Linked DNA regions of Homo sapiens: region 1 is linked to region 2. A link is a loop called in an ENCODE intact Hi-C map of the cell type or tissue named here. Cell type or tissue: A673. All regions are shown on one strand. Links, peaks and the distances in the headings refer to the core of each region. The heading gives the core; the rest is flanking DNA.

Region 1 (10,395 bases), core at 4,974-7,473, 250 kb before region 2:
TCTCAAAACCAGCTTGAAGGTTGGTGGTGTCTCCCTGGTGTGACAGGGTCTGTCATACAGCTGGCATTCAGCAACAACAACAACAAAAATAGAAATGGGAGTCTCGCTATGTTGCCCAGGCTGGTCTCCAACTCCTGGGCTCAAGTGACCCTCCTGTCTCAGCATCCTGAGTAGCTGGAATACAGGTACACACTTCCACACCCAGGCTATCAACTGTTTTTTAAATGAATAAATCAAATTAGTCAATTTTACAGAAGGGGAAAGTGAGGCTTGGAGAGAGACTTTGATGGACATAGGACTTGCGGAGTTTTATAGATTCTTAGTTTTTGTTCGTTTGTTTGTTTTTGTTTTTGAGACAGAGTCTTGCTCTGTTGCCTAGGCTGGAGTGCAGTGGCGTGATCTTGTCTTACTGCAACCTCTGCCTCCCAGGCTTAAGCCGTTCTCCTGCCTCAGCCTCCCAAGTAGCTGGGACTATAGATGCGTGCCACCACACCTGGCTAATTTTTGCATTTTTAGTAGAGACAGGGTTAAATGTTAGGCAGACTGGTCTTAAACTCCTGACCTCAGGTGATCTGGCTGCCTCGGCCTTCCAAAGTGCTGGGATTACAGGTGTGAGCCACTGTGCCCGGCCTTTTTTTTTTGTTTTTCTTTGAGATGAAAAGTCACTCTTGTCGCCCAGGCTGGAGTGCAATGGTACGATCTCAGCTCATGGCAACCTCCGCTTCCAGAATTCAAGCAATTCTCCCGCCTCAGCCTCCCAAGTAGCTGGGATTACAGGCGCCCGCCACCATGCGCAGATAATTTATTTTATTTTATTTTATTTATTATTATTATTATTATTATTATTATTATTTTTGAGATGGAGTTTCGCTCTGTCGCCCAGGCTGGAGGGCAGTGACGCGATCTCACCTCACTGCAAGCTCCGCCTCCCGGGTTCACACCATTCTCCTGCCTCAGCCTCCCGAGTAGCTGGGACTACAGGCACCTGCCACCACACCCGGCTAACTTTTTGTATTTTTAGTAGAGATGGGGTTTCACCATGTTAGCCAGGATGGTCTCGATCTCCTGACCTCGTGATCCGCCCGCCTCGGCCTCCCAAAAGTGTTGGGATTACAGGTGTGAGCCACCGCGTCCGGCCAATTTTTTTATTTTTAGTAGAGACGAGGTTTCACCATGTTGCCCAGGCTGGTTGCTAACTCCTGACCTCAGGTGATCAGCCCGCCTCGGCCTCCCAAAATGCTGGGATTACAGGCGTGAGCCCCTGCACCTGGCCAGATTTAGTTTTGGGTGGGCCAAGATCTTGTGCCTCTGATACAGTCATTTTCCATATCATATTTTTGTTTCTGGGGTTCTGCTGAGGGCAGCGTGATTTCATCACTTGAACACTTTGCGGAACTGGGCAGGAAGCACTCTGCCCATTTCATAGATGGGCAAACTGAGCCTCCGTCCTGTGCCTCTTCGGGTTGGGGTGGATAAGAGCAAAACAGGGCAGGGAGTGGGGAAGCTCTGGGAGGCCTTGATCAGAGCGCTCTGGCTCTGCCACTTTCCAGCTTGGTGGTCTCCTGCGTCCTCACGTGGGCAGGGGGATTGAGACCTGCAGCTGGGTTGGCATGAGGTGGATGAAGCTGCTGGGCAAGTGTGGGATTGATTTTCTGTGGGGACTCGAGTGGAATGTTTCTCTGTTGGCCCAGGGGGAACTTGAGGTTAAGAACATGGACATGAAGCCGGGGTCAACCCTGAAGATCACAGGCAGCATCGCCGATGGCACTGATGGGTGAGCAAGGTTTCAGGGTTGGGGGAGTCTGCAGGCCCGGAATAGGCAGGGCGGGTGGGGCAGGCAGGGCAGCCCTGTGAAGTGCTCAGGCAAGAGGGACGTCAGGCCAATGGGCCCTTTTTCACACCCTTCTCCCCACACCCCTGCTGGCCCCCACTTCATGTCTGAGGCTAGGTTTGGGGACCTGCAGAATTTCAGAGTTGATGCCATATGCTCTATTCTTTTGCCCCAACAGCCATTGAAGGGGCAGGTGGAGAAGCCCCTGGAACTCTGTCTGGCCCCCTGCGGGGCAGGTGCCTCTAGGGAACGCCCAAATCCCCAGAGACACCACCCTCTTTACCCAGCAGAATGGCCACAGGCTGGCATTTCATGAGCATTAAACCAGGGCAGCCACCAGGGGAGGCTGAGTGGTCTCGCTGGCATCCTCTTGGTTAGAACCAGCGGCCTCACCACCTCCGTGAGTCACAGTCCAGCGAAAGGCTCTCTCGCCTGCAGAACATGTCAGCGCATCTTGGAACTGTGCTTTATCTACTTTTGGTTAGAGAGGGGGCGGGCAGGTGCATGCCATAGGAGCTAAGGGAAAAGTGACTTATTTCTCCTACTTGGGTCCCTCAAGTTTGTCAAAATGTGTGATACCCTTGGTCTGAGACTCCCAAATGAAGACACCCCATGACCCAGAATGCCCCACTTTCAGGAACCCTGCAGGTCTAGCCCAGGCTCCTGTAGTGATCTTGCCAAGAAGTCATACAACCCCGGTTGCACACCCATAGTGACAGGGAGCTCACCACCTTAGGTTGGCTGCTGGTGGCTAAATTTAATAGGTCTTCAGATATCTAAGAGATAGCATTTCTCTCTCCCAGGAGAGCCACCCCCAATTCCCGAAGCTGTCACTATCAGTTACCCTTCTCTCAACAGCGTGATCCCTGCTCCAAATGGAATGTGCTACCACAGTGCTAAGTCTGAGCAGGTTGTTACCTCCCTTGTTTTAAGGCACAGATCTCAACTAACACAAGCTTTGATTCTTCCAGCTTGTGGTCAACCAAGGTCCTCCAACCCAAGCTGCTTTATCCAGGCCTGAGCCCTGAACCTCACCTGCTACCCCTTCTCCTGCAGCTTTGTAATTAATCTGGGCCAGGGGACAGACAAGCTGAACCTGCATTTCAACCCTCGCTTCAGCGAATCCACCATTGTCTGCAACTCATTGGACGGCAGCAACTGGGGGCAAGAACAACGGGAAGATCACCTGTGCTTCAGCCCAGGGTCAGAGGTCAAGGTGAGGTCAAAGGGGGAAAGGGCACTGGGGTGATGTCAAGGGGAGGGCCCAGATGGAAGAGAGCCTGGCCTGGACACAGGTGCTGGCCTTGTTTGAGCCATCAGGCACTGCCCTGGCCCATTTCCAGGGCCTCCTGCCTCCTTGACACCCTCCCTCCCCACAGTTCACAGTGACCTTTGAGAGTGACAAATTCAAGGTGAAGCTGCCAGATGGGCACGAGCTGACTTTTCCCAACAGGCTGGGTCACAGCCACCTGAGCTACCTGAGCGTAAGGGGCGGGTTCAACATGTCCTCTTTCAAGTTAAAAGAATAAAAGACTTCCAGCCGAGATTCTCTGTCCTGGTTCTTCTTCCGAGTCACACCAGGATCAACAGAGCTTGGGTGTGTTCCCCTATCCCTACCTGCAGTTCCTGCCCCAGGGCTAAAAGCAAACAAAATAATCTGTTTTTATCGAGTCTTCCTGTGGCAAGAACTGTGGCTTGTGACTCCTTTCTCTCTTGGGTCCCTCAAGTTTACAAAAACATGGGATACCCCTGGTCTGAGGACCTCTGAATGAAGGCACCCCATGATCCAGAATGTCCTGCTCTCAGGGATCCTGAGGTCCCGTAGTGATCCTGCCTCCTGCCACACATCCTCTGGTTGCATACCTGTAGTGACAGGGAGTGCACCACCTCACGTTAGCTGTTTGTGGCTAAATTTAACCGGTCTTCCGATACCTAAGGAGGGCATTTCTCTTTCCGTGCATTTTAATGCTCCTGGCATTTTCATAATACTGAGGAGGAAACAGATATGAGGACACCCGGCTGCCATGTTGGGAGGCTGAGACATGCTCCCAACAGTCCTACGCACTTGCTTCTGTCTACTTGCCCCCACTATCGCCAGAGCAAATGCCATGCTGCCCTGTGGGATTATGGGGCAGACACGAGTCCCAGGCACCTGGGCCAGGGGCTGTTCCCGGAACTGCAGATAAGGGCTCCCACCTGGGCCTCTTATCTCAGGGGCGTTCCAGCCTGGTTACTCATTACCCTCCCCTTGGCGCGTCCACTTCCCTTCCCTGCTGGGGGCCTTGATGGGGGATCCTTGGCTTTCTAAACTCCCTGGAGGGGAGGGGACTGAAGCAGACAGAGCTGATGCTGTTGTCCCAGGTCCCCAAGCATCTTGCAGGACACCTTTTATCAAAACAGCCTTATTTAATCAGGCCCCAGAGGCAAGTCTGGGGTATACAGGCAGGTGGGATTCCTCCCCGGGAGGTCATACCTGACCTTTCTGGGGTAAGAGGGAGGCTGGGGCGGGGATGTTGGGGAAGCGGCCTGGGAGACGGCTGTCAGGGTTGCAGCAGGGACGCTCTGGGATGAGCTGGGGGCAGGCGGTCCCTTTGGGAGGTGAGACAATGGCCCTGTGTGGTACACTCCCTGCCCCCCACCCCCCACGGGCCGCTTGGTCTGGCACAAAGGACACACTGTGAGGCTGGGTCCTCCAGCTGGTGGGGGTGGCATGGAGTGGGGCCTAAGGAACAGCTATTAGGTCCAGAGTGGCAGTCGGGGGAGGTGGTCAGTTTGGCAGGGCCTCTGGGAGCATAAAAGTCCCAGAGCAAGCCTGGCCTTCCCTGTCCTCCCTCCCATGTCTGTCCTGCAGAGGTGGGGAGGGGTTTAGGGGCAACATGACTTCTCCCCTCTCCGGTCTGGTAGGAACCAGCTGTTAGGTGAGGGGCCGGCTCTGCACCTAGGTGGGGCCCTGGGACCGTGCCCCAGCCCCTCACACCTTGACCTCATCATCCTCCTCAGCATCCGCAAATTCAAAGGTGTTTGCTTGCACTGTGCTGGGCACTGGGGTCCTGCTGCCTGCCTGGGGCGCCCTCCACTCTTCGTCCAGGCTCTCCCAGGAGGCCCGGGCTTGGGGCAGCACCTCCACCCGCTCCTGCCGCGCATCCATCTCTGGGTAGTGGTGGCCGCCATCCCAGCCTGCTCCCCAGTGCCTGCCGAGGGCAGGGCCAGCAGGTCCTCGGGGACCCCCTCCCACTGGGCTGGACTTCACCTCAGCCACTGGGCCCAACCCAGCTGTTACCCCATTGGGACAGTGTCCATGGGGTGTGGAGCTTGCGGCAGGGGCTGGGGGATTTGCAGCAGGACCCGTGGGGGTTGCGGCAGGTGCTGAGGGGTTTGCAGCAGGCGCTGGGGGGTTTGCAGTAGTGGCTGGGGGGTTTGCAGCAGGACCCGTGGGGTTTGCAGTAGGGGCTGGGGGGTTTGCAGCGGGGGCTGGAGTCTCAGCTGCAGGGGCTTCTGGGAGGCTCATGACCCCTAGCAGCTCGCTGAGGAGTGAGGGCCCAAGGTCGAGGTCCAGGCGGAAGGACAAGAGAGAGTCAGAGCGGCGAAGCCCGGGCTCAGAGGGGAAGGAACCATCCCGGTCTCGGTCATGCGGCTTTTCCGAGCGGGGCAGGCGGGAGATGGTGCAGAACCCAGAGTCCAGGCCTAGAAGAGAAATGGGCAGTGGGCTCAGAGCTGGGGTCCCTCACCAGGAATTCAGGAGGGGAGACAGGACCAGTCCTGGCTTGCTGTGTGGCCTCTGGCTAGTCCCTCCCCTCTCTGGCCTCGGTTTCTCCCATCTTTCCAATAGAATACACTCCATGGTCACCTGTGTGATCTTCCTGTCTACCCCGAAAGCTGAAAATCATCATTATCCTCATTTCCATTATGCAGATGGGGAAAGTGAGGCTCAGTTTGGGATGGGGCGAAGGAGCTAGCCCAAGGCCATAGAAGTCTGACGAGGTGGAATCAAGTCTGGAGCTCAAATCTCCTCTCAGTCCCAACTGTGACCTCAGCCATGGCCACCGGCTCCCTGCCATGACGCTGGCCGATGGCTGCAGGTGAACCCATAGCACGTGAGCTGGTTTGTGGACACAGGATGGGACCAGCAATCAGGGTCTGACTGTATAGAAATGAAGGACAGACATGTCCAGCCCCTGCTTCCAGGACTACAGACCTGAGACAGAATCGGGTTTCTGTGGACCAGTCCTCAGTGCGGTTCTGAGCAGCCGCCTGGGGCAGGGGTGTTAGAGCCACTCCCGCAAGGCAGGGAGTGGCCACCAGGTGGCAGCAGGGGCCCATGGTTCTCAGGTGAGCTCTGACCGAACGGCCAAGGTGGCACTTCTGGCTGGGCAGGAAGGCCTGTGGCTTGCGGTTCCTGTGAGTGGTTTCCCAAATTTGTCGAGTTACAGGAAACCAAGTTCAGATAACAACAGCTCCAGTGTCCTGAGCACCTACTAAGTATCAGCCCCCCTGCGCCTCTCCTGGCACTGAATCTTAGCAATGACCCCGAGAGACTCATTATCCAGGCGAGGACTTGAACTTATAGAGGTCAACTGACTTCCTGAAATTCAGGCAGAACTGGATTGGAATCTAGAGCCCAGGCCCTTCACCTCTCCATGATATCATTCCGACATGAGGGGAAGGCTTTGGTTGAAGGGGGCAAGAATGGGTGGGTGACTGGTTCAGCTAAGGCCCAGAGAGGGGGATGTGCTTGCCCAGGTCACACAGCAAGTGAGGGGCAGCTAGAATTCAAACTCCACCTCCTCACTCTCAACCTCAGGTGTTTTGGGGAGTCAGCTTGTTCCCACCACTGCACCCCCTCCCCATCCATGATGTGGGGTCTGGGCCTGACCTCTGTGGTCACTTGGAGCTCACTTGGAGCTTGGAGGAGCCACTGAACCCCTCTGGGCCTCAGCCTCAGCCTCTGAAAAGTGGGCCAAGATGGCCCAGGCCCTCACCGTAGCTGGAGTGGCCGTCCGTGGAGCTGGTGGGGCTGCTGTCGAAGCTGAGCTTGCCAACCACGAGGCTGTCGTAGGCGGCCTGGTTGAGCTGGGGCAGGGAGATGGCGTTCTTGATGATGGGGGAGATGGCCGGTGGAGCCGGGGAGGGTGCAGGGGGAGATGCCATCCTCCGGGGGGGCGCCCCCACCCTCCGCACCAGCTGCAGCTTCTTGGCCAGGAAGCTGCGGGGTGAGCGATGGGTGCTCCCGGAGCTGCCACCGTGGTTGCTGAGGAAGGACGTGTCCCCGAAGACATCCCCGCCACGGCCCACATGCATGGTGTGGCGGAAGTCCCCGAGTGGGTGGCTGATCATGTCTGCAGTCAGCCGCCTCTTTCCCTGTGAACTGGACACCCAGCCCACAGGCGAGAGCTTGCCCAGGCTCATGGTGGCGGCGCCTCTGCCCCCCTGGGGGCCGGGCATCAGCTCTGGCTGCTCACAGCTGCTAGTCCATGCCTACCAGGGGCCGGGGGAGGGAGGTGGGCTGGGCTTGGGATGGCTGCTCAGCTCCTTTGCCCTGGCGGAAGCTGTAAATGGCACTCTCCTAAGGTGAGGTCCCCAAATGCAGAGGCTGTGGGGGGTTCATGGCTCGTCTCTCCCAGGGGCCCGGCTCCCAGCCCCTCAGAAGCAGCTATAGATGTTCAAGCGCAGAGAAAGCACCCCCGAGGTGGTCGGCAACTCTCCTGCCCAGAGGTGGAGACCTGGAAGGAAGACAGAATGGGCGGTGACGGCAGGCCCGCGACAGAGGAGGAAATCCGGGGTCCAAACATTAGCAGCTGAAGAGGATAGATGATCACACCCAACTACACGGATGGAGGCCTCCAACTGACGCGGGGCAGAAGCTAGGCACACGGGGACCCAAGTGAGTCTGTGTATAGAAAGTTCAAGAACACAGCCGGGTGCGGTGGCTCATGCTGGTAATCCCAGCACTTCGGGAGGTTGAGGTGGGTGGCTCACCTGAGGTCAGGAGTTCGAGACCAGCCTGGCCAACATAGAGAAACCCCGTCTCTACTAAAAATACAAAACTTAGCCGGACGTGGTGGTGCGCACCTGTAATCCCAGCTACCCAGGAAGCTGTGGCAGGAGAATCACTTGAACCTTGGAGGCAGAGGTTGCAGTGAGCCAAGATCACATCACGGCACTCCAGCCTCGGCAACAAGAGCAACATTCCGTCTCAAAAAAAAAAAAAAAAAAAAAAAAAAAAACAAGGAAGTTCAGTAACAGGCAAAACCAATTGATGCTATTAGCAATCAGAATGATGGCAGCCTCTGAGCAGGTACTGACTGAATAGGGGACAAATAATTCATTGAGCTATACACTTAAGCCATGTATCAGGAAAAAATAGAAGCACTCATTCACTCATTCTAAGTCTGAGCAACATAATGAGACCTGGTTTTTACAAAAAAATTTTAAAAAAATTAGTTGGGTGTGGTGGTGTATGCCTGTGGTCCTAGCTACTCAGGAGGCTAAGAAGGGAGGATCCTTTGAGCCTAGGAGGTCAAGGCTGCAATGAGCCATGATTGTGTCACTGCACTCCAGTCTGGGAGACAGAGCAAGACCTTGTCTCAAAAAAAAAAAAAAAAAAAAGGAAAAAAAAAAGAAAGCACTTATTCTGCAGGGCCCACTTATGAAGCACTTACTAAGTGCCAAGACCTCACCCGCCTCATCGTTTAAACCCATACAATACTCCTGAGGGGCTGGGCGCGGTGGCTCACGCCTGTATTCCCAGCACTTTGGGAGGCCAAGGCGGGTGGATCACGAGGTCAGGAATTAGAGACCAGCCTGGCCAACATGGTGAAACCCCGTCTCTACCAGAAATACAAAAAATTAGCTGGGCGTAGTGGCGGGCGCCTGTAATCCCAGCTACTCAGGAGCCTGAGGCAGGAGAATTGCTTGAACCCGGGAGGCAGAGGTTGCAGTGAGCCGAGATTGCGCCACTGCACTCCAGCCTGTGCGACAGAGCGAGACTCCGTCTCACAAACAACAACAACAACAAAAACATTACTCCTGAGGGCAGCATGAGATTAGAGAGGGGAAACTGAGGCACAAAGTGACGTAACTTGCCTGAGGCTACGTAGTAAGAAATGGTGAAACAGGCCCCACATCCCAGAGCCCTGGAGCCCCAGGCTACACTGCCTCCTGCTGAGTAACTGAGTAAGTCACCTCCCTTCTCTGTGCATTAAAATCTCTGCCACGCAGCGAAGCCAGGAGGGAGCAGACACCTCACCAAAGCTTTGTGAAGCTGGGTAAACAGCCAGAGCAGAGGTTCCTCTGAACCATCCACCTTCAAGGAGCTTCCTGGAATAAGGATCCTGTGGTCAAAAGTGGCTTTTTCCAGCTGCCTCCTCCATGCGTGAGCATATTCAAGTCTCTGAGAAGGCCCGCAGGAAAAGACTTTATCACAGTTTGTCAAACTGACGTAGGAGCCTTGCTGTCAGGGAGCAAGCTTTGGAAAAAGCTCAGCTGGTGCCAAAAGCTATTTCTTGTGCATCTCTCCTTCCTGATTCCCCACCCCCACCATACACACACACACATCCTCCCCTGCTCCAGCTTCTCTAAGCATCTCTTGTTCTGACCCCTTTCCTTCTAGTGTCATACAAAGTCCAGGCTAGAGCGCACCTGTGATCCTATGCTTTTCCTGTGGCCCACTGAGGGCAAAGCTGGCTAGAGGTCAGATCCACAGAGCTAGTTGAGACTTGAACTCAGAGCCTCTGACTCACATAAGCCCTTGACTGGCTTGTGGAGCCCAGTCTCGCCTCCCGAGATCGGCAATGCACTTGGAGGGTGGGGAGGCCGCCTGGATTTTCCTGCCTTTCTCCCTTGGGCATCTAGCTTGGGCTCTGCACTTAACAAGTGCCAAATCAATGCCAGCTGAATCACAGATCTCCATGATAACCTGCATGCCAAAACATCACCCTGGCCCCTTCTGAGAGTGGGAGGGCAGGCTGGGCTCTGTGTCCTCACAATGTGACCTTGGGCAAGTCACTTACCTACACAGACCTGGGACCTCAGCTGATAAAAGTCAATAATGATCCTTAAGAACACCTATGTCTGCGGCTCAGCCTTCTTCCTTTTTTAAAACCATTGCTGCCACCTCCAAGCATAGAAATCTCAATACTGCCCTTCTAATGTTATTTGAAATTCAAAATAGGTTAAATAACAAGATAAGAACAAAGAAGCCAATAGGACAAAGCTTGCTTTGTTTTCTGACTACATTCTCTTCCCTTCCCACCATCTGATCCTCCCCCAACCCTAACTCCTCCCCCTCGTGGGGGGGAACTTCTGAATCATCTTCTTCCCTCCCTGGCACCCCCGGCACCGAGAAGTCCTCGTGGAATGTTTGCTGAAGTTCTGAAGCGATCCACAGTTGGCCAACCATTACATGATGTCATCTGATTCTCCAACAACCCTGCAAAGCCGCAGCGTGGCCTATTTGACAGGCAGCACTGAGGTTCGGAGGGAAGGGAGACCTGTCCAAGGTTAAGTGACAGGTTCATGGCAGGGCCAAGTTTCCCTGCTCAGCAGGGATTAAGGATGCATCTCTG
Region 2 (10,395 bases), core at 5,888-8,387:
ATGGGGAGAGAGACAGCGTGGCTAATGTCGAGGAGAGCTGAGGGTGGTGGGTTGTCCTGGTGCTGAGGGGCTCTTGGTTTCTGACTATGCCTTCTATCACCACCACAGGGTTTGAGTTGAGCCAGGATCCCCCACCCCCACCACCCCTCAAGGTGCAGGAAATCTCATCATTCAAAATCCATTTCCTTTATATTGTCACATTCTGGAGAAGGGCTCCAATCTAAGCTTAAAAGTGATAGAGAAAATAAAAATGGGAAAGTCAGATGGATTCGGCCACTTTGTAAGCCAGAAAAATGGCCCCAGCAGACAGGTGAGCAACAGCTTTGGAAAAATCTCTAGCAATCAAGAACGGCCATGGGGGTTTATCTTTGCTCTGTAATGATCCCAGGCAGACGGAGAGGAAAGGCAGAGAAACCTGCAGGTGAATGGGCAAAGGGCAGGAGCGATGATTCACACTAGAAAGGAAACACAAATGCTTAACCCTCACAGGGAGAAAGTCCATTCCCACTCAGATATGAAAGGAATACAAATGTTAATCAATGCAGTTCCATTCAAACTCACAAATATTTTAAAACATAAAGTTATTTAATTTACCGCTGAATAACTGTAACTATTTTTAACTGAACTCATGGTTACCCTGGTAGTCCATCCTCCCAACTGCTCCAATTCACAGATAGGAACCTAGGCTAAGAGAGGCTAATTGCATAATTTGCTCCAGGTTAGACCTCTGGTGAGTAGCTGAGCAGGGTCACCTGTTCGGTGGCAAAGTGGTGGCATCTGGCCGGGCGCGGTGGCTCATGCCTGTAATCCCAGCACTTTGGGAGGCTGAGGCAGGTGGATGACCTGAGGTCGGGAGTTCAAGACCAGCCTGACCTATATGGAGAAACCCGGTCTCTACTAAAAATACAAACTTAGCCAGGTGTGGTGGCACACGCCTGTAATCCCAGCTATTCAGGAGGCTGAGGCAGGAGAATCGCTTGAACCCGGGAGCTGGAGTTTGCAGTGAGCCGAGATTGCACCACTGCACTCCAGTCTGGGCAACAGAGCGAGACTCCATCAAAACAAACAAACAAACAAACAACAAAAAAACCCACAAACAAACCACACACACAAAAACGCAAAGGTTAGGCTTCATCCCAGCCCCCGTGGATCAGAAACTCTGGCGCTAGGGACCAGCAATCTGTTTTAAGGAGCTCTCCAGGTGAGCTGGAGGCTACAATTAGAGAATGACTGCTCTGGGCTCCAGGAGAAGGTAAGGAAAGCAGGTACGTGCTTTCGCTGCAGAAGGCAAATTGTATTGTTTCAACCTTTTTGAATTACCTATGGATAACAGGTATTGTGAGCCTGTAAACGGCCACCAATGGCACCTCTGAGAAGCCACTGAGAAGTAGACATGGTTTTATCCATGGAGGTATTTAAGACAATGTATTTATAAACATGGAATACTGGAAACAGTCTGAGTCTCCAGCAATAGGGGACTGGGGAGAGAAACCTTGGTTCATCTAAAAGATGGCTGCTGTGCAGTTTTGAAAAGTGAGTGTGTAAAGACCGCACAACGTGGTACAATAGGAGCAGACAAGTCCTCCTGGGTTGCCCAGGACTTTCCCAATTTTAGCACAAGAAGGCCGGCATTTTGGAAAACTCCTTGGTCCTGAGAAAATGGGGACAATTGGTCACCCTAGCTATAATCGGCACTAGTGCCACACCCCAAGTATTACTGTCCTCCCATGTTGCATGGCCGGTGGTAGGATGGTATTTCATCTGGCCTTGCAGTGAGGTAGCTATGTGACATGTTTTGGCCAATGCAATGTGAGCGGAAGTGGCATGTCACATCCAGACAGCGCTCCTGGCAATTCATGCCAGGATGGCACCTCCTCAGCCTAGGTCCCTGAGTGACTATGATAAGCAGAGACTCCATGCCGATCCCTACCCTGCAATCCCAGGGCATAGGGTGTGAGCAAGACATAACCTCTTGTGGTGTGTGAAGCCACTGAGATTTGGGGATATTTGTTGCCACAGTGTAACCTAACCTGTCCTGGCTGGTATACACGTGGACATCCGGATTTCATAGTTTTAAGGCTTAAGTGTTAGGCCGGGCATGGTGCCTCACACCTGCAATCTCAGTACTTTGGGAAGGCCGAGGCGTGCAGATCACTTGAGGTCAGGAGTTCGAGACCAGCCTGGGCAACATGGTGAAACCCCGCCTCTACTAAAAATACAAAAATTAGCCGGGTGTGGTGGTGCATGCCTGTAATCCCAGCTACTCGGGAGGCTGAGGCAGGAGAATCGCTTGAACCTGGGAGGAGGAGGTTGCAGTGAGCTGAGATTGTGCCACTGCACTCTAGCCTCAGGGACAGAGCGAGAATCTGTCTCCAGAAAAAAAAAAAAAATTGGCTTAAGGTTACAAAACTGCATTTGCAGTATCATTGCAGAGACATAACAGGTGTGTTGGAAATATTCTGAAATGTTTACAAAATTATCAGGTAGAGGAATTCTTGGTCTAGGTTTTTTTTTAACTTTTAGGATTGGGATACATGTGCAGGTTTGTTATATAGATAAACTGCCATGTGAGTTTGGTATACGGATAATTTTGTCACCCAGGTAATAAGCATAATACCCACCAGGTATTTTTTTCTAATCCTCTCCGTCCTCCCACTGTCCACCCTCCAGAAGGCCCCAGTGTCTGTTGTCCCTCTCCTAGTATTCATGTGTCCTCATTATTTAGCTTCCACTTATACGTGAGAACATGCGGTATTTGGTTTTCTGCTCCTGTCTATGTTCGTTTGCTTAGGATAATGGCCTCCAGCTCTAGCCGTGTTGCAACAGAGGACATGATCTCATTTGTTTTTTGGTCTAAGTTTTTCTTCCTCTTCATTGCGCTTTCCAATTTTCTGCAATGAGCATGTTTTATTAATTTTTAAATGGGGGACATTTTCTGAAAAAATCATTTCTTTGGATCAAAGGTTGGTCCCCTCTGGGCTCTTATTTATGAACTGAAAATCCCTTGGGGGAGGGAGAAAGAGAAGAGTTAAGCTTTAGCCTCAAAGGATCACAGGGACTGGAAAGGTCACAGAATTAATCCTGCCCTTCTGCTGGAGCCTTCTAGCTGGTGGCTCCTCCTGGCCTTAGCAATTGGATCAGATGCCTGTTCCTGGTCGTGTGACTCTGGGCAAGTCACAAGCTCTCTGAGCCTCCACGTCCTCATCTGTTAAATGGGAATAATCCTGTTTACCTTGTGGGCTCCTGGGAGGATCAGATGAGATGAAGTATGTTCTACAAATGCCGGCGCCTTCTGCCTCGGTCTTCTTCATGGAGCCTCCGTGCTGGGTGACTTAGGGCGTGTGCCTGAATGTCTGTGACCTTTGATTTCATCATGGAAGAACAGGCAGGGTGCTTTTTTAGGCCAGGGCATTTCTGGATGGGGCTGGAGGCCCCCGTACAGAAGCTGAGAGGGATGGAAAAGGAGAGGGCTTGTAGGCCTTGGTGTTCAGCAGCCGAACAAAAACTTTGAGCCTGGCAACCCCAGACCACGAAGCCAGCCCACCAAAAGCCAAATGGTGAAACCTCTGGAGTCTTAAAGTAGCCCCGGGGACAGGGGTGGTCAGGGAGGGCTTCCTGCAGGAGGAGAGCTGGCAGGATGGCATGGACAGCCCCCATTGCCTTCCATGGTTCTGTCCTGTTCAGAGTCCTTGAACTCAGCCCTCTCGAGGGAGACTCCATCAAGAATATAACAGTGACAGCTAATATCTGCTGACGGCGTGCAGTAGACCAGGTTTACCCAATCCAGTGTCAGTCCACACGGTGCCACTTTGGGGTAGGACTTGGGGAGACTCACCGTGGAGAAAAGTTCGCTGGGTGAATTGGTGGCTGAACCCCATCTGCTCCGGAGGAAACAGCTGTCCTTTCCTTCTCCAGGATAAAGCAGCCACGGGGCACAACTCTTCCAGTCCACAGGGCCACCCAGAATGACCCCAGTTCCTTGCTGCACCTTGTGGATATGTCTGATCTCTACCGTGACCCTATGTCTTGGGGTGCCTGGAGCAGTCCTGGTTTCTGCCTGTTGTCCTGGCGTCCCCTGGAATCCAGATTCCAGCACTCATAGGAAGGGCTATTATGGATGATGAGTTTGTGGTCGCCCTGACACAGGTTTCAGATCAGATGGCGCTGGTTCCATGCCGGCTCAGGTCCTTCTTGGCTGGGCCAGAGTGCGCCTGAGGGCCCTTCTCTGTAAAATGGGGATAGTCACGCCTGCTTAGGGAGTGCTGGAAGGTTGGAAGACAGCATGTAGTGGGAGGCGCTGGCCTTAGCGAGTGCTCCATGGTTGGCGGCTTTGGCCATGACATACTGATGCTGGGCATGGTGGGGGTGGGCCGGGGTGTCCAGGGCAAACCTGGGTCTTTGTGGGTTACTTTTGAGGGTCACGTGCTGTTAAGAACCCACACACTGGGATTGGAACCCAGGCCTGCAGGTGGACCCCAGGACCCAGGTGCCTGCCAGTACACACCACTGAGCCAAGACTAAATGGCCAAGAAAGGGGAGGGGGCGGAATCGGGCAGACAGGGGAGGGAGGGGCAAGTGGGAGAGGTGGGAGTGGGGAGAGGAGGAGGAGATAAGAGGGTGAGAGGGTGCGGAAGAGGAGGTGGGAAGGGCTTTCTGCTGAGCCCAGGACTCTTGTCTAACTCGCAGCTGAAGGTGTCCACGGGGAGGTCCTGCTGCCCCTCTGACGCAGTGTGACCTGTTCACCTCCCCTCCGCCCGACTCCTTCCCCACACCTGCCCTTCGCTGGGCTGTTTCGGGGAATGCTGTCACCTCCCACAAGTCTTAGCCCCGGAGGCCCATCAAGCCTCTTTCCTCCTGTCCAGCGACCGCTCTGTTCCTCCCTCACCTCCTCCAGCCCCCTGTGGCCCACCTAGCCTCCTTAATCCATCCCTTGAGTGGTCGATCCTAGGGGCTATCCCCAGACGGCTTCCAGCCGTCTCTCTCCTGCTTTGAACCCTTTCCTGGCTCCCCGTCACCGTCCTGGTAAAGTCACCCACGCAGGCTGGCCAGTGTGTCTCCGCTTCTGTTGCATTCCAAGTCCAGCTGTTCTAGGCAGGCCTCCTCCAGGCCCACCAAAGAATTCACCGCTTCTCAAATGTGCCAAACTCCTGTGTGGGGGCTCCGTGCTCCAGTCTCCCCAGGCCCCACAGCCCCTCTTCCCTCATCCTTACCGTCGCTCCCAACGCTGTCCCCATAGCGAGGTCACTTCATCCTCCTCCGCCGGCCCTGCCTGCAGACCAGATTCGCCCACGTTTCTCCAGAGCCCAGCGCCCGGCCTGGAACCACCACGGGAAGAGCATGTTCTCCCCAAAGAGGCCCTGTGGAGTCTGGCTTTTCTCCTGGAGGGTGGTTGTTGGATCTTGGGCAGAGGAGGCTGTGCTGTCAGGAAGAAGCCAAAAGGGATGGGACAACATTGCCAGACAGGGAGGGAGGTGGGGCTGGCTCGCGGGGACGGTCCAGAGAGGGTCCCCACTGGGCCAGGATCACATGGCAGTTTGGGGCAAGGCCAGGATTTTGACCCAGATGTGTGTCACTCTCTGGCTTCATTCTTCAGCCATTCTGGGTGCAGTCTGGAGAGTTGGGAGGCATGCAGGAGTGAGTGGCTGGGTCTCTGGTGCCCCTCAGAGGCCAGGCTCTCAGGACACTTGGGGTAGGAGGTGGTCCTCCCATTGAAGGGAAGGAGGGTCTGGAGCCTGCAGTGTCCTGGTGGGAGCAGGCCTGTCTTTGATGCTCACACTTGCAGACCCCTGGGGAAGGCCTGAGTCATCACTGAGCCGGCAAACATATTTAGCTCCTTTTATGTCCCTAATAAATCAATTTCTCCAGGTCTTTCATACCTGCCACTCGACTCGGGCTGCCTGCCCCCATCTCCTGTCCCCTGGCAGCTCTGTGTGCCAGGCTTCAAGATGGAGGGGCTCCTCCTCCCCAGGTACCTGGCAGGGGCCCACTCTGCCTTCTCCAAGCCCCGCTGCCCTGGCCTATTCCAACCCAGAGCCTTCTGTGCCAAGCTAGTCCTCCCTCAGGCTGGGATGTCTCCGTTCAGCAGCCACATTACTGAATGCCCCCTCAGAGCTTCATGCGGCCAAAGCTGCAGCCCCAGAGCTGCAAGGATCCTGCACTGTGCACGCAGCTCAGTCCCAGCCAGCACCCAGCCTCCCTCAACCTTGCATTCTTTTGACTCACTGGGGCTTGTGTTTGGGGCCCAGGGGAGTTCCAGAAATACCTTGCCTCGACCTGCCCTCCTTGTCCTGTCTCCTACTGGCCCCACTGGCTGGAAGGCTCAGACCTCCACTTGGCTTATCTTTCCTGAGCACACCTCTTCCAAGAAGTCTTCCCAGATCTCCCCCACTACCCCACTGCCCACATGAATCTTTCCCCCTCAAATGGCCCCAATTCCATGTTTTTGTAGCTCCATGAATGCATGCCCACAGTCTGCCTTGTGACCATAATAATAGTAGCATGTAACGTCCCAGGAGCTGCCTAACGCTGTTGTTAGCATTTTACATATATTTAATTATTTCCATTTTATAGATGGGAAACCTGAGGCTCAGAGAGCTTAGGAAACCTGCTTAAGGCACAGGGTAGAGGTGAGCCTTCACCATGGCCCTCTGGGTGGCTCTGACGGCTACGTCACCCCCCCGCCCCGTGCCCTGACACAGTAATGGCTTTCGTGGTACCTGCTCATCTTCCTCCCCCGCCATCCCTTCCAGGGCAGGAGCTGTGTTGCAGCGGTGCCTGTTGCATGTGGAAGTCTCCCTTCAAGGTTTGCATCATGGAACTCACCTGGCCCAACCTCTCAGGGAGGAAAATTCCAACCAGAGAGGGTAAGCAACTCGTTCGGGGCCCCACAGCCAGAAAGCAAGAGTGCGCGAATCTCCCAGTGCCAGGCCCAATGCCAGCCCCAGCAGGGGTGACTGTGCCCAGCACGAGTGGCGGGGAGGCCCATGCTTGTTTGTGTCCATGGGTGTCTACTGGGCTGCTCGAGCCCTTGGGCCCTGATAGACCAGATGTCTCCCCCTTTAGGACGTCCAGGCCAGGGCTCTACTCCGGACAGAGACCCCGTCCCTGCAAGGGACAGCCAGTCAGCCCTGTCCAGCCCCGTCCAGCCCTGTCCAGCCCTGTGCAGCCAGTCCAGCCATTCTGACTGCAGCGTTGAAACCTCTTATCCACGTGTGGTGGGAGCCCCCTGCTGACCAGAGTGAGGAGTGGCAGAATGGCAGGAAGGTGAGCAGACATGCCCTGGAGAGACTCAGGGGGCCAGTGAGTCAGAGCCCAGCTCTCCATGCTCCTGGCTTGTGATGTGGCCTCTCCAGGTACTCCTGCATCTCCTGGAGGCACCAACGTTCTCATAGCTCTCTAGGCCTCTGGACATTTGCACCTGCTGATGCTGAGACCCAGAGGGCCTTTTATCAGTTAACTTCAGGTGAACTAGCAGTTATTGTGCACCTATTGTGTGCTGGGCACTCTGAGTATGTGCAAGGTCTGGCCCACAAGGAGCTCACAGTTCAGTGTGGGGCAGACATGAAGTGAGCTCACTGCATTATCAGGTGCGTGTCCTGTCCCCAGCCTGGCTGCCAATACTTGAGCACCCTCCTCAGAGAAGCCTCCCCGGATTGCCCTCTGCCCAGCCCAGCCCAGCCCAGCCCTCCACTGCCTGCTCTGCGTCCTCTGGAACAGCGTGTGTTCAGTACTGCAGGGATGTGAGCCCCATGCAGGCAGGGATTCGGCCTTGTTGTACCAGTGTCTGGGACAGTGCCTGGCACAACGTAGGTGCTCCATAAACATTTGTGGGATGTACAAATAAATGAAGGTTATTGAATTCAAGCTCCTCCGTTACCCACCAAGTGATCCTTGGAGCAGCAGTGCTTGCACTCCTCCAGCAACGGGGAACATTCTACTCACCTCCCGTGGCAGCAGGCTCTTTCTCTCTCTCTCTTTCTGTCTGTCTGTCTGTCTGTCTCTCTCCCTCCCCGCTCCTTCCTTCCTTCCTTTCTTTTTATTTTGAGACAGAGTCTCACTCTGTTGCCCAGGCTAGAGTGCAGTGGCATGATCTCGGCTCACTGCAACCTCTACCTCCCAGATTCAAGCAATTTTCCTGCCTCAGCCTCCCAAGTAGCTGGGATTACAGGCTTGCACCACCACGCCTGGCTAATTTTTTGTATTTTTAGACGGGGGGTCTCACCAGGTTGGCCAGCCTGGTCTCGAACTCCTAACTTCAGGTGATCTGCCCGCCTTAGCCTCCCAAAGTGCTGGGATTACAGGCGTGAGCCACCACGCCTGGCTCTTTTTTTCTTTTGAGATGGAGTCTTGCTCTGTCACCCAGGCTGGAGTGCAGTGGCACCATCTGGGCTCAATGACACCTCCGCCTCCCAGGTTCAAGCAATTCTCCTGCCTCAGCCTCCTGAGTAGCTGGGACTATAGGCACCCACCACCACGCCCAGCTAATTTTTGTATTTTTAATAGAGACGGGATTTCACCATGTTGGCCAGGCTGGTCTCGAACTCCTGACCTCAAGTGATCCTCCCACGTCGGCCTCCCAGAGTGTTGGGATTACAGGCGTGAGCCACCACGCCTGACCGGCAGCGGCTCTTTCTATCGTTAGACAGCATTGCCTGCTGGAAAGTCCTTTTGCCTTTCCCTGGGCTTGTCAGAACCAGCTTGCCTGCACCTGCTCTGTGGAAGCCCCATTGGCTGTCCAGCCCCTGGGGATGGCTCCTGTGCCAGTGTTCCGGGGATGGGGTCGTAGGGCCCTCTGAGTGACCAGCCTCCCTGCCTGGCCCTCCTGCCCTCCACTGGGAAAGGGACGGAGGTGGAGGGCCCGGTGGGGTCAAGGTGGCAGCCGCAGTCACAGAGAGGACAGAGCCCACTCACGAGTTGGATCAGGAGTTTTATTCTCTCTTTGGAATGACTCCCAGAACAGCCACTTATGCCCAGAAAATCCATGATCCCATCTCCTCCATGATGGAGGAAGCTGAGGACCAGAGAGGGGAAGGGAGTAGACTAAGGGAGTAGCCAGTGCATCCCAGGAGCAGGACAGAATCTCTGACCCCTGACCCCTAGCCCAGTGCTCCTTCCACCACCCCTGGCTGCTCCTTCATGGACCAATGAGGTGACAGAGGCAGGGCCTAGTTCACAGGCTGACAAGAATCTGCGGATGTCCTCAGATGTCCCACAAGGTGTCCTCCTGCAGACGCCCAACCCAGACCTTGTCTGCTGCAATATCACTACCAGTGCTTGCAGACCTCCAGAGACAGGAGTCTCACCACCTCGCAAGGCAGCTACTCCATCCTGACCCTGTGGAAGGTGTGCAAATGTGGGGGTGGGTGGGGACGAGGAGAGGTGCCTCGCGAGCTGCGGTTCCTTCTGGGGGATCCACCTGCTTCCTTGCCCACTCAGGCTGGCAGTGGGGCAGAGGCGGCCACATTTCCTGTTCCCCTGCCAAGGAATTTCCCTCCAGGGGCTCCCCTGGGCCTGTGTGAGGGGGTGAGAAGTGTTTCCTGTTAGTGGACTCCTCCTCCAGGCCAGGCCTCCCTGGAGACAGAGCTGGCTGCCCGGGTACTGGAAGTCAGCTCTACTCTGATAATACTTCTGCAGAGGGTCTCGAGATGCTGGGACCCGCCGGGCTGCCCTTTATCACCATGGGACTGCTCGTCAGTGGTCTTGCAGGAAAGCCATGGCCAAGACTCTCTCTCTCCAAGCATGAGCTCTGTGTTACTTTCTGGCTCAGCCACTGCCTCCAGGCAGCCCTCCTGTTAACCACAGTGCACGAAACTCTCCCTTCTTGGCTTCTTGGATATAGCACCCATCCTGCTTGAGTCCCATCTGTCTGGGATGTTCTCCGTCATTTTCTTGAGGGTCCCACCTGCTCCTCTCCCCGAAATGGACATCCTGGAAGGTGGAGTCTATACTGCTTTTCTCTCCCCAGCAACGTTGAATCCGGAGTCAGCCTGGGCTCCGCAAACAACGGCTGCCATCTCCAGCTGGAAGCTGGAGCACAGGGCTAGCAGGGGCCAATACGTTTCTAGTCCAAACACTGCAGTTTTGCAAGAACTAGAGAATGGGCATGACTTGGCAGAGGGCACACAGCGAGTCAGAGGCAGAGCTGGGACTGAGCTCGTGGGGTCCGGGCTCCTAGGGCAGTGCTCCCGGGGTTCTGTCCCGGGGTCCTGTCCGTGGGTCTGAGCTGTGTGTGTGCTGAGCTCTCTCAGGCAGAGAGGGCCAAGCCCAACCCGAGGACAGGGGAGGGGTTGGCAGAGATATCCCTGAAAAGGAAGAGCCTTGCCAGGGAGAAGAATCACTTAGGGACCCCACGGCCCCTCCTACGTTGAGGGCTGACAGCATCTAAGTGCAGAGAGC

What was found. Hi-C counts contacts between places; a loop is a spot of excess contacts. Peaks named below come from ENCODE experiments on the same cell type or tissue, not always from the same donor. Only the 100,000 strongest peaks of a DNase experiment are listed, where the experiment ranks them.
Region 1: a loop joins it to region 2, with 2.4 times the contacts of the local background. A loop is called at or near these places in 33 of 110 quality-filtered maps.

What each region holds. Positions count from the first base shown.
Region 1 is chr22:37,563,228-37,573,622 of GRCh38, reverse strand. CDC42EP1 (CDC42 effector protein 1) reads right to left here. Exons shown (of 3, transcript NM_152243.3): 2 at 6,811-7,551; 3 at 4,218-5,515. The coding sequence starts at 7,273. The coding sequence ends at 4,803. LGALS2 (galectin 2) reads left to right here. Exons shown (of 4, transcript NM_006498.3): 2 at 1,692-1,774; 3 at 2,888-3,047; 4 at 3,211-3,375. The coding sequence ends at 3,360. Among named protein-coding and RNA genes, the nearest start is that of CDC42EP1, 7.9 kb to the right of the region's middle. RefSeq lists enhancers at 1,509-2,009, 2,010-2,510, 3,150-3,658, 3,995-4,139, 5,148-5,799 and 3 more and a cis regulatory region at 4,060-4,073. In A673, for the core only: CTCF peaks have their summits at 5,920 and 6,130 (motif pointing right); a DNase peak (open chromatin) is centred at 6,142.
Region 2 is chr22:37,313,860-37,324,254 of GRCh38, reverse strand. LOC105373024 (a long non-coding RNA gene) reads left to right here. Exons shown (of 4, transcript XR_938232.3): 2 at 6,750-6,863. It overlaps CYTH4 (cytohesin 4), which reads right to left. Exons shown (of 13, transcript NM_013385.5): 13 at 8,914-10,395. Among named protein-coding and RNA genes, the nearest start is that of CYTH4, 37 kb to the right of the region's middle. RefSeq lists an enhancer at 5,464-6,321. In A673, for the core only: a CTCF peak has its summit at 7,231 (motif pointing left); a DNase peak (open chromatin) is centred at 7,224.